Regions from separate parts of the Homo sapiens genome. Here region 1 is linked to region 2. The links are chromatin loops, found by intact Hi-C in ENCODE. Cell type or tissue: PC-9. All regions are shown on one strand. Links, peaks and the distances in the headings refer to the core of each region. The heading gives the core; the rest is flanking DNA. Region 1 has its middle 6.0 kb from the start of RPS26. Region 2 holds the start of MYL6 (myosin light chain 6).

What was found. Hi-C counts contacts between places; a loop is a spot of excess contacts. Peaks named below come from ENCODE experiments on the same cell type or tissue, not always from the same donor. Only the 100,000 strongest peaks of a DNase experiment are listed, where the experiment ranks them.
Region 1: a loop joins it to region 2, with 3 times the contacts of the local background. A loop is called at or near these places in 3 of 110 quality-filtered maps.

What each region holds. Positions count from the first base shown.
Region 1 is chr12:56,045,266-56,050,603 of GRCh38, reverse strand. No RefSeq gene overlaps it. Among named protein-coding and RNA genes, the nearest start is that of RPS26, 6.0 kb to the right of the region's middle. RefSeq lists enhancers at 3,105-3,399, 3,990-4,583 and a cis regulatory region at 3,126-3,500. In PC-9, for the core only: a CTCF peak has its summit at 3,281; a DNase peak (open chromatin) is centred at 3,323; H3K27ac peaks cover 910 bases.
Region 2 is chr12:56,156,450-56,161,819 of GRCh38, reverse strand. MYL6B (myosin light chain 6B) reads right to left here. Exons shown (of 8, transcript NM_002475.5): 6 at 4,275-4,352; 7 at 4,085-4,122; 8 at 3,838-3,938. The coding sequence ends at 4,094. MYL6 (myosin light chain 6) reads right to left here and starts at 3,461. Exons shown (of 7, transcript NM_021019.5): 1 at 3,416-3,461; 2 at 3,109-3,136; 3 at 2,090-2,233; 4 at 1,672-1,845; 5 at 1,500-1,577; 6 at 1,150-1,194; 7 at 241-433. The coding sequence starts at 3,418. The coding sequence ends at 1,166. It overlaps MYL6B-AS1 (MYL6B antisense RNA 1), which reads left to right and starts at 3,595. Exons shown (of 3, transcript NR_186043.1): 1 at 3,595-3,637; 2 at 3,875-4,186. RefSeq lists enhancers at 1-569, 570-1,192, 2,163-2,232, 2,273-2,342, 4,353-4,462 and silencers at 3,013-3,192, 3,563-3,732. In PC-9, for the core only: a CTCF peak has its summit at 3,897; DNase peaks (open chromatin) are centred at 2,529, 3,509 and 3,869; H3K4me3 peaks cover 3,296 bases; H3K27ac peaks cover 3,049 bases.

The DNA of each region.
Region 1 (5,338 bases), core at 339-5,338, 110 kb after region 2:
GAACCCAGGAGATGGAGGTTGCAGTGAGCCGAGATCGCGCCACTGCACTCCAGCCTGGGCGACAGAGCGAGACTGCATCTCAAAAATAAAAAATAAAATAAATAAATAAATAAATAAATAAATTTAATGTAGCCTAAGTGTACAGTCTTTATAAAGTCAATGGTAGTATACAGTTATATCCTAGGCCTTCACATTCACTCACTACTCACTGACTCACCCAGAGCAGCATCTAGTCTGGCAAACTCCATTTATGGTAAGCACCCCATGCAGGTGTACCATTTTTAATCTTTTTTTTTTTTTTTTTGAGACACAGTCTCACTCTGTCACCCGGGCTGGAGTGCAGTGGTGTAATCTTGGCTCACTGCAACCTCCGCCTCCTGGGTTCAAGCGATTCTCCTGCCTCAGCCTCCGGAGTAGCTGGGGTTACAGCCGCCTGCCACTATGCCTAGCTAATTTTTTGTATTTTTAGTAGAGATGGGGTTTCACCATGTTGGTCAGGCTGGTCTCAAACTCCTGACCTCGTGATTCACCTGTCTCAGCCTCCCAAAGTGCTGGGATTACAGGCGTAAGCCACTGCGCCCTGCCCATTTATTTATTTATTTATTTATTTATTTATTTATTTATTTATTGAGACAGAGTCTCACTCTGTCGCCCAGGCTGGAGTGCAATAGTGCGATTTCGGCTGACTGCAAACTCTGCCTCCCGGGTTCAAGTGATTCTCCTGCCTCAGCCTCCCGAGTAGCTGGGATTACAGGTGCCCACCACCACACCCAGCTAATTTTTGTATTTTTTGTAGAGACAGGGTTTCGCCAGCTTGGCCAGGCTGGTGTTGAACTCCTGACCTCAGGTGATCCACCCGCCTCAGCCTCCCAAAGTGCTGGGATTACAGGCATGAGCCATCGTGCCCGGCCCATTTATTTGTATTTTTTGAGATAGAGTCTCGCTCTGTTGCCCAGGCTGGAGTGCTGTAGCGTGATCTCGGCTCAGTGCAACCTCTGCCTCCCGGGTTCAAGCAATTCTCTGCCTCAGCCTCCCAAGTAGCTGGGATTACAGGCGCTAACCACCACAACCAGCTAATTTTTTGTATTTTTAGTAGAGATGGGATTTCACCATGTTGGCCAGGCTGGTCTTGAACTCCTGACCTCGTGATCCACCCGCCTCGGCCTCCCAAAGTGCTAGGATTACTGGCGTGAGCCACTGAGCCCGGCCCATTTTTAATCTTTTATGCCATAGTTTTACTGTTCGTTTCCTTCCTTCCTTCCTTCCTTCTTTCCTCCCTCCCTCCCTCCCTCCCTCTTTCTTTCTTTTTTTTCTCAAGATGGAGTCTTGCTTTGTTGCCTAGGCTGGAGTGCAATGGCGCGATCTTGGCTCACTGTAACCTTCGCCTCCAGGGTTAAAGCAATTCTCCTGCCTCAGCCGCACAAGTAGCTGGGACTACAGATACCTGCCACCACGCCTGGCTAATTTCTGTATTTTTAGTAGAGACGGGGTTTCACCATGTTGGTCAGGCTGGTCTTAAACTCCTGGTCTCAAGAAATCAGCCCGCCTCAGCCTCCCAAAGTGTTGGGATTACCAGCATGAGCCACAGTGCCTGGCCTACTGTATCTTTTCTATGTTTAGATACACAAATATCATTATGTTACAATTGCCTACAGCGTTGAGTACAGTAGCATGCTGCATAGGTTGGTAGCCTGGGAGTAATAGACTCTACCATATGGCCTTGGTGTGTAGTAGACTATACCATCTAGGTTTGTGTAAGTACACTCTAAGATGTTCATATGACAAAACTGCCTAAGGATGAATTTCTCAGAACATATCCCTGTTCTTGAGGACACATGACTCTATTTACATATGAGAAAAGAAAGCATATGTCCACACAGACTTTGTACACAAATGTTTGTAGCAAGTTTTTTTTCTTTTTCTTTTTTTTTTTTTTTTGAGTCTCACTCTGTCACGCAGGCTGGAGTGCAGTGGCACGATCTGGGCTCACTGCAACCTCCACCTCCCGGGTTCCGGCAGTTCTCCTGCCTCAGCCTCCCAAGTAGCTGGGATTATGGGCGCCTGCCACCATGCCTGGCTAATTTATATGTTTTTAGTATACACACATATATACTGTGGGATTCCATTTATGTACGATTCTACAATTCTAGAAATGCAAACTAATCTATAGTTGCAGAAAGCAGGTCAGTGGTTGCCTGGGGACAGTGCTGGGAGTGGCAGGATGGTGAGATTACAAAGGAGCAAGAGGCAACTTCTGGGGTGATCTATATGTTAATTATCTTGAGTATGGTGATGGTTTCATGGGTATACACTTGGGTATATGTCAAAACTTCGGCCAGTCGCAGTGGCTCATGCCTGTAATCCCAGCACTTTGGGAGGCGGAGGCAGGCTGATCATGGGGTCAGGAGTTCAAGACCAGCCTGGACAACATGGTGAAGCCCCGTCTCTACTAAAAATACAAAAATTAGTGGGCCTCGTGGCACATGACTGTAATCCCAGCTACTCGGGAGGCTGAGGCAGTATAATTGTTTGAACTTGGGAAGCGGAGGTTGTAGTGAGCCGAGATGGCGCCATTGCACTCCAGCCTGGGTGACAGAGTGAGAGTCTGTCTCAAAAAAACAAACACAAAACTTTTCAAATTGTACACGTTAAATACCTACAATGTATTATACTTCAATTATCCTCAATAAATCTGCAAAAAAACACTGATTTTTTTTTTAAGACTTACAGAGTAAGACTGGGCCAAAAATAGTAACCACTGCCATTTGTAATGTTGCATTATCTGGCAGGTTCTTTTTTTTCTTTTTTTTTTGAGACGGAGTCTCGCTCTGTCGCCCAGGCTGGAGTGCAGTGGCGTGATCTCGGCTTACTGCAAGCCCCGCCTCCCGGGTTCACACCATTCTCCTGCCTCAGCCTCCCGAGAAGCTGGGACTACAGGCACCCGCCACCACGCCCGGCTAATTTTTTTTTTGTATTTTTTAGTAGAGATGGGGTTTCGCCATGTTAGCCAGGATGGTCTCGATCTCCTGACCTCGTGATCCACCCGCCTCGGACTCCCAAAGTGCTGGGATTACAGGCGTGAGCCACCGCGCCCGGCCTATCTGGCAGGTTCTTTGCAAAGTCCTTTGCAAAGATTATTTCATTTAGTTCTCAAAATGTTCTTGTGAAGTGTTTTTAAATTAATTTTTGGAGGTTTAGATAGAGTAACTTGCCCAAAGCTACACACAAAGCTACCAAAGAGCGAAGGAAGGACTCAAACTTAGGTCTGTCAGACTCCGAAGCTGGGCTCTTAACTCCTGCACGACACTGCCCTCTATGGTCATCCCGAGGTACTAACATCAATGAGGCCTGGTTAACTACTCATGACATCATCTTTAACTGTAGCCTGAGAAAGTCACCCAATTTTCTTTTTCTTTTTTTTTTTTTCCAGAAAGAATTTCGCACTTTCGCCAGGCTGGAGTGCAGTGGCATGATCTTGGCTCACTGCAACCTCCACTTCCAGGTTCAAACTATTCTCCTGCCTCAGCTTCCCAAGTAGCTGGGATTATAGGCGCGTGCCATCACGCCCGGCTAATTTTGTATTTTTTAGTAGAGATGGGGTTTCCCCGTGTTGGTTAGGTTGGTCTCAAACTCCTGACCTTAGGTGACCCACCCGCCTCAGCCTCCCAAAGTGTTGGGATTACAGCCGTGAGCCAGGGCGCCTGATCCGGAAGTCACCTTTCATTCAGAGTGCCTGAATCAGGGTAAATAGTGCATTATACTAGAAAAAAGGATGTGTCTTCAGGACTTCTTTCTGGGGTCCAGGGATGTGGGAGGGAGACTGTATTCCTCTTCCCCACCCCAATCGATCTCCTCCTCTCCTAGTGCTCCCCACACCCCTCCCAATGTTTCTGGGCCTATCTCACCTTGCTGCCTTCCCACACATTCTCATATTTCAGAAATGATGAGTCCAACACTGATCTAAGAGAGTAGAGAGAAAAGGTTAGGAAAATAGCCTTGGGAGGCAGCTGTGAAGTCAGGGTCCCTGGGCCTGTAGATAGTGAGTTGGGACTCCAAGTCACACTGCACACTTGGCTTGTGAGCATGATGTTCACCATGGCTCAGTTGCACCTATTCGTGCAGTCACCACCAGAAGCCCAAGCCTCCAGCTCATTCCACGTCTCTCAGATTCTGGTTCTCATGCAGTCCTTTCTGACCCCATTTGCACTCTTCCCCATCTCCTGAAACCCTTTCACAGCTTTCTGGAACCCAGGATTCATCATCAATAAAATCCTCCAAATGCAACATTCCCTTCACCATCTGCTCTGCAGTATAGTCCACAGACCAGTTGCATCACAATCACTTGGGACACTATTAAAATGCAGATTCCTGGCCAGGCGCGGTGGCTCACGCCTATAATCCCAGCACTTTGGGAGGCTGAGGTGGGCTGATCCCTTGAGATCAGGAGTTCAAGACCAGCCTGGCCAACATGGTGAAACCCTATCTCTACTAAAAATACAAAAATTAGCCGGGCATGGTGGCGGGCACCTGTAATCCCAGCTACTGGTAGGCTGAGGCAGGATAATCACTTGAACCCGGGAGGCGGAGGTTGCAGTGAGCCGAGATCGGGCTACCGCACTCCAGCCTGGGTAAGAGAGAGAGACTCCATCTCAAAAACAACAAAGTTTGGGATTATTAAGACGAAAAACTAAGTCAATTCTTACCAGCTAGGTTCTTGAAAGTAGAATCTATGGAGACAATCAAACAACATACTCTGCGCTTAGAATGCAGAGTATGTTGTGAGTTTGTAAACCCACAGAAGAGGTAGTAGTTAGGACCCACGTGACAGGCTGTGACTCTAGACACTTCAAGAGGAATCTTGGATCAGCTCTGTAAGTACACCCACAATCACGATTTACTATTTGAATCTGGTTCTGTTGAGCAAGCTGGACTTTGGGATCACTCAGATTCAGTACCCATTTTTGCCTTGGACCTCTTAATTTTCTTCTATCACTTCCTGTTTACCCTTGGTGTGATCAGGTTGCAAGGGGCACTGATGTCTTGAGACTCCCTGAAGGATATAGATTATCGCCTACATTCAGTGCTCTTACACACTCCGGGTTTGCCACAGATATTCCAGTACAAACACTGGTGTACTGACAGTCAAGTCAGGTCAGCAGTTCTTGTCTCAGATTTCTGTTGGGGAGTGCATTCCAATTAACAGAACCTCCACATTCTAAAATCTCTACCCGTTCCTTAGGCTGGGTGCAGTGGCTCACACCTATAATCCCAGCACTTTGGGAGGCCGAGGCAGGTGGATCATTTGAGGTCAGGAGTTTGAGACCAGCCTGGCCAACAT
Region 2 (5,370 bases), core at 281-5,280:
GGCCAGCCTTAGTCCTACTGGGATCTATGGCTTTCCTAATCTCCCAAGAGGTAGCTTGTGTAAGATGGATGAATGGGGCCAGTAGTTTTTAAATGAAGCCCAGATGGCTAGTACAGGGCCTCCCCCAGCTTTCCTCAACCCCTGCACCATTGATTGACCTTGGACTCTGCCTCAGGGCAGAAATCATCACCATCTCACCTTCTTCCCCTTTACCCTGTTCAGGAAAGAAAGAACCGAACCGAGGGCCCAGAGAGCAAGTTTATTTGGTGAATGCTGACGGCAAACATCATCCAAGAGAGACAAGATGGGAAAGTTGCTGAGACAAGAAAGCCTAGGGAAACTTTAGGCTAGATACAAAATTCACACAGGGAAAGGCACGGACTCTGGGGAGACTGGGAAGGTCCTCAGCCATTCAGCACCATGCGGACGAGCTCTGTGGAAAGGAAAGGTGGGATGAGCCAGGGAACAGGGCTGTGGAGGGGTACGCCAAGGGCCAGGGGACTACCAGACTGCAAAGGTAGCATAAGCGGGAACATGCCCACAGCAACCAACCCTGGGGTCAGTTTGCAGAGGAGCCACCTTGAGTCTGACCAGTTCTCCATGCCCCTAGCTCCCCTCCCAGCAGCTGTTAGTCCCCCACCCAAACCTAAGCAGCAAGAACACAGCAGAGGCAGAAAAGTTCTCCACTACACCTACAGCTACTGTCAGCCACTGGCGGGAGGAGAGGACAGAGTTTTGGGTTAGGGTACCTCCAAGCTGCCCAGCGAGGGAAGGGGAAAGGACTGTTCAGCTATAGCAGCAGAATGGGGCAGGCAACCCATACCCCTCTATGCCAGCTACCCATGCTCCAGGGCCAGAAGGTCACCCTAAAGCAAGACTGGTATACAGGCTGGTGAGAGTTCCCAGACACCAGCACCCAGGGCCGCATAAGTAAAACCTCAGGGCCCATTCTAGAGGTAAGGAGGTACTGTACCCCCAGGTTGTCTTCCTCTTTGAGGAATCCCTCCCCTCCCTAGTCAGCTCCATGCAGAAACATGCCAGGAGGAAGTCAGATGGTAGTAGGGTAAGGGCAGGGGATAAAGAGCACAGGTTGGGGAAAAAAGAAACACTGGGGAGATCAACTAGAGGAGAGGCTGGGAGGAGCCGTACCCGCCCCATGGGCCCGTCACCCCGACAGGATATGCCTCACAAACGCTGCAGGAAGGAAGAGACATTCATGGTGAAGACAAGACAAAGACATGGGGTGAGGGGTCAGGCAGTGGGGACAGACATTCCATTATTTCACTTCTCATTCCTTCCCACCCTCTACAATACTACCCCCTTCCTTTCCTGTTATACCGCCCTGACCTCCCACTCCTGGGCTGGGCTGGGCAGGGCCCTGCACCTTGCCTCCTGGCTCTTTTTGGAGCCCAAGTCCAGGGATAGGGAAAGCCCCAGACACTATACTTGACCTGCCCCATATGGCTGCTTTCTCTGAGAAAGCGCAGTTCACCTCTTACCTTCATAGTTGATACAACCATTGCTGTCCTCATGCCCTGCCACCAGCATCTCTACTTCTTCCTCTGTCATCTTCTCACCTGCAGGGGGAAAGAAAGCATTTTTGGAATTGGGTGACAAGTGAGGTACCTCAGGGTGCCATCTCAGCTCAAGGACAAGGACACAGAACCTTACCCAGTGTGACAAGAACATGCCGGATTTCAGCACCCATGACGGTGCCATTTCCTTCCTTGTCAAACACCCGAAGTCCTTCGACATAATCCTCATAGGTGCCCTGGTCCTTGTTCTTGGCCACTGTCTGCAGCATGGGCAGAAAGTGCTCAAAGTCCAGCACCTTCACATTCATCTCTGCCATAAAGGAGGTGGAAGTGTCAGGCCAGAGAAGTAACACAAGTTCTCAGGACAGGGGATTATAGAGACCTCAACTGAACAGAGAGATGACAGATGACTCCCCACTAAAAGCAAGGAAATCCATGGGATTTGCTAATCCAGACTTGCTTGAGTTTGGGGCCTATGAAGATAAAGGGAAGCTCTTAGCTGAAGAACTGTGGGCCCATGACCACACTGAGGAGTTGTTCTTTAGGCCCCTCACCATCACTCTTGGGGTTCCCCAGGACCTTGAGCACCTCGGCGTTGGTAGGGTTCTGGCCCAGGGCCCTCATCACATCCCCACACTGGCTGTACAGGATCTTGCCATCACCTGTTCGGTCAAACAGCTGGAAGGCCTCCTTGAACTCTGAGGATTCAGATGAATGTCAACACAGGATTTGAGGGTTAATCCAAACCCTACCTCAGAGCTCTGCTGCCCATTCAACTTTGATCATGCTGAGGAAACGAGATATCTGCACCAAACTGTACACCAAAGTCTACTTAAGAGGGCTCTATTTCTCTTCCTCCCAACTCAAGTGTTCTATATAGAGGCTTCCTCCCCTTCTGGCAGCCTGGTAACATCCATTTACACAACCCCTCTGCCTGCGGCAGGCCTGCCAATCTCCACTGCTGCTACTACACTTCTCAGGGCAGGAATTCGCCACCGCCCAGTCTCAGTCCTGTCCTTATAAGGAAGTGGGAGCAGCAGCCTGGGACTAGGGTCATCCCAACCTGCCACTTCGCACCCCTCCAGTATAAAGAGAACTTCCAGAGGGTATAGCTACAGTCATATCCTTAGCAAACTCCCCTGTCTTGTCCCCATCTGCACAGAATATCAGGTCACTGCTCTACAATCTTCACAACTGCAAGCTGGGAGGGCGGGGACAGTTATCACAAGAGGAGAAAAGAGGCAGAAGTAGCTGATTAAAGGACAAAGGAAAGCAGGCAGCTTTATACACCCTCCCGAGACCCCACACACAGCAGGCATTAAGTGACCAAGTTTTTTCACATACCCACACCACCTAAAACTCACCCAGTGCTTGGGATCAGATCTAGAGTGGAAGGGGAGGGAGGAAGAAAGTGAGAAAAGAAAATGGAGGATCCAGAAGAAGAGAAAATAATCCAGGGGGTAATCTCATGGGGGTGCTAAAGAGATGACAGATTAAGATTAGAGGATAGGTGCTGGGGGGAGGGTGTCCCTCTCCCTAAGGGTGACCTCGGTAGGGATCAGAGATAACCTACCTGCGGTCTGGTCTTCGGTGAAGTCACACTGCTCAGAGAAGAGGGAAGTGGTCAGCATCTGAACGCCAATCCCCCGAGTTTCTATCCCAGCCCCACAAACTCTGACCCACAAACTCTGACCCACAAACTCCTGTTTCAGGCTGCAGACTCGCTTCCCCGCAGGGCCCCAGTCTTTCCAACCCCACCTCCAACCTTTCGGGTCCTCAGATTCCCTTTGCCTCCTACCCCTGCCTTCTCCTCGCCCCCCACCCGTCTCTTCCTGCCTCTCGTCCCCAATCCTGCCCGTCTCCCAAGACCTGGGCCCCACCATCTTGACTGCTCAGCTCTCCGGGACCTTTTCCTGCAGTAATGGCTCCGACTCTCGGCCCAACCCTAGTCTTAGTACGTCCCGATGACGTCACCCTCAGAGGACTCAGCCAATAGGAACCGTGGCCTGGGTTTATGCAGACGATTGCTACATTAGTAATGACTTGGGCGGGGTCCGCTGTTCCTTTCTCCAGCGCCACCTGGGCACAGAACCCGCTCGGAGGTGGGGGGGGTCGTGGGGGGAGGTGGGGGGGCGGGGGTCGTGGGGGGACGTGGGCTGGGGCACAATGAATCTGCACCTCCCAACAGCAGGAAGATCAGAGGATTGGAAGAGGAGAGAGCCCTCTTTTCCCGCCCTCTCCTCCTAGCACCCTCCCCGTCTCCCGCTGCTCCCCCAACCATGAAAAAAATAGCAGTCTGAAACCAAGAGAGGAACCCAGTCTTTATTTTGAAACAATAGGTGGCCTCCTGGTGGCTGGAACGTGCTTTCGCCTGCGGGGCCCAGTGTCCGGACCCCACTGGATCTGTGGAAAAAAACCAAAGTTGCGAAGCGCTGGAGCCCGTGCAGCAACCGGACAGCAGAATGAACTCCGCTGCTTTTCTATGTTGGCTGAGAGAAGGGCGGGAGACTTGCCTCGTAAGGCGCGGCGAAGGGGTGGGAGGGCCCTACCTGCAGCACTCAGACGCTTAGGATGTGTTTCAAGAAGGCTGCAGAGAGAGGAGGCAAGAGGGGCTTCAGAAGCAGGCCTTTGGATAATACATCTGACTCTAGGTAATCCAGGGGTGCCCCCGCCCACACGCGGCAAGACGCCAGGCTGCCCTCCTCCCTCGGCCCCGCTCCCGCTTTTTTGTCCCCTCACCCTCGTAGTTGATGCAGCCGTTGCTGTCCTCGTGTCCTGCCAGAACGGTCTCCACCTCCTCCTCAGTCATCTTCTCTCCTGAATCCCAGACACAACGTCTGAGGCCCTCCTTTCCCTCCTTCACTCACCCAGGCCACGCTTTTCCTTTTTTTTTTTGAGACGGAGTTTCGCTCCTGTCGCTCAGGCTGGAGTGCAGTGGAGCGGAGCGATCTCGGCTCACTGCAACCTCCGCCTCCCGTGTTCACGCGATTCTCCTGCCTCACCCTCCCGAGTAGCTGGGATTACAGGCGCCCGGCTAATTTTTTGTATTTTTGGTAGAGACGAGGTTTCGCCATGTTGGGCAGGCTGCTCTCAAACTCTTGACCTCAGGTCATACACCTGCCTCGGCCTCCCAAAGTGCTAGGATTACAGGCGTGAGCCACCGCGCCTGGCTTTTTCCATATATTTTTGTAAACAACAATATAAACATAACAATTGTAATTTTTTTTTTTTTTTTTTGAGATAGGGTCTCCCTCTGTCACCCAGGCTGGAGTGCAGTGACATCATCATGGCTCACTGCAACTTCCACCTCCTGGGCTCCAGTGATTCACATCGGCCTTCGAAGTAGCTGGGACTACAAGCGTGCACCACCACGCCTGGCTAATTTTTAAATTTTTTTGTAGAGACATGGTTTTGCCATGTTGCTCAGGCTGGTCTCGAACTCCTGAGCTCAAATGATCTGCCCATCTCGGCCTCCCAAAATGCTGAGATTACAGGTGTGAGCCACCACGCCCAGCCTTGTACTTTTTTTTTTTTTAAATAGAGATAGAATCTCACTACGTTGCCCAGGCTGGTCTCGAACTCCTGGGCTCAAGCGATCCTCCTGCCTTGGCCTCCCAAAGTGCTAGGATTACAGGAGTGAGCCACTGCTCCCGGCCAGCCCATGCTGTTTTGCTTTTTTTTAAACTGAGTCTTGCTCTATCACCCAGGCTGGAGTACAGTGGCACGGTCTCGGCTCACCGCAACCTCCACCTCCCGGGTTAAAGCGATTCTCCTGCCTTAGCCTACCAAGTAGCTGGGATTACAGGCACCCGCCATCATGCCTGGCTAATTTTTG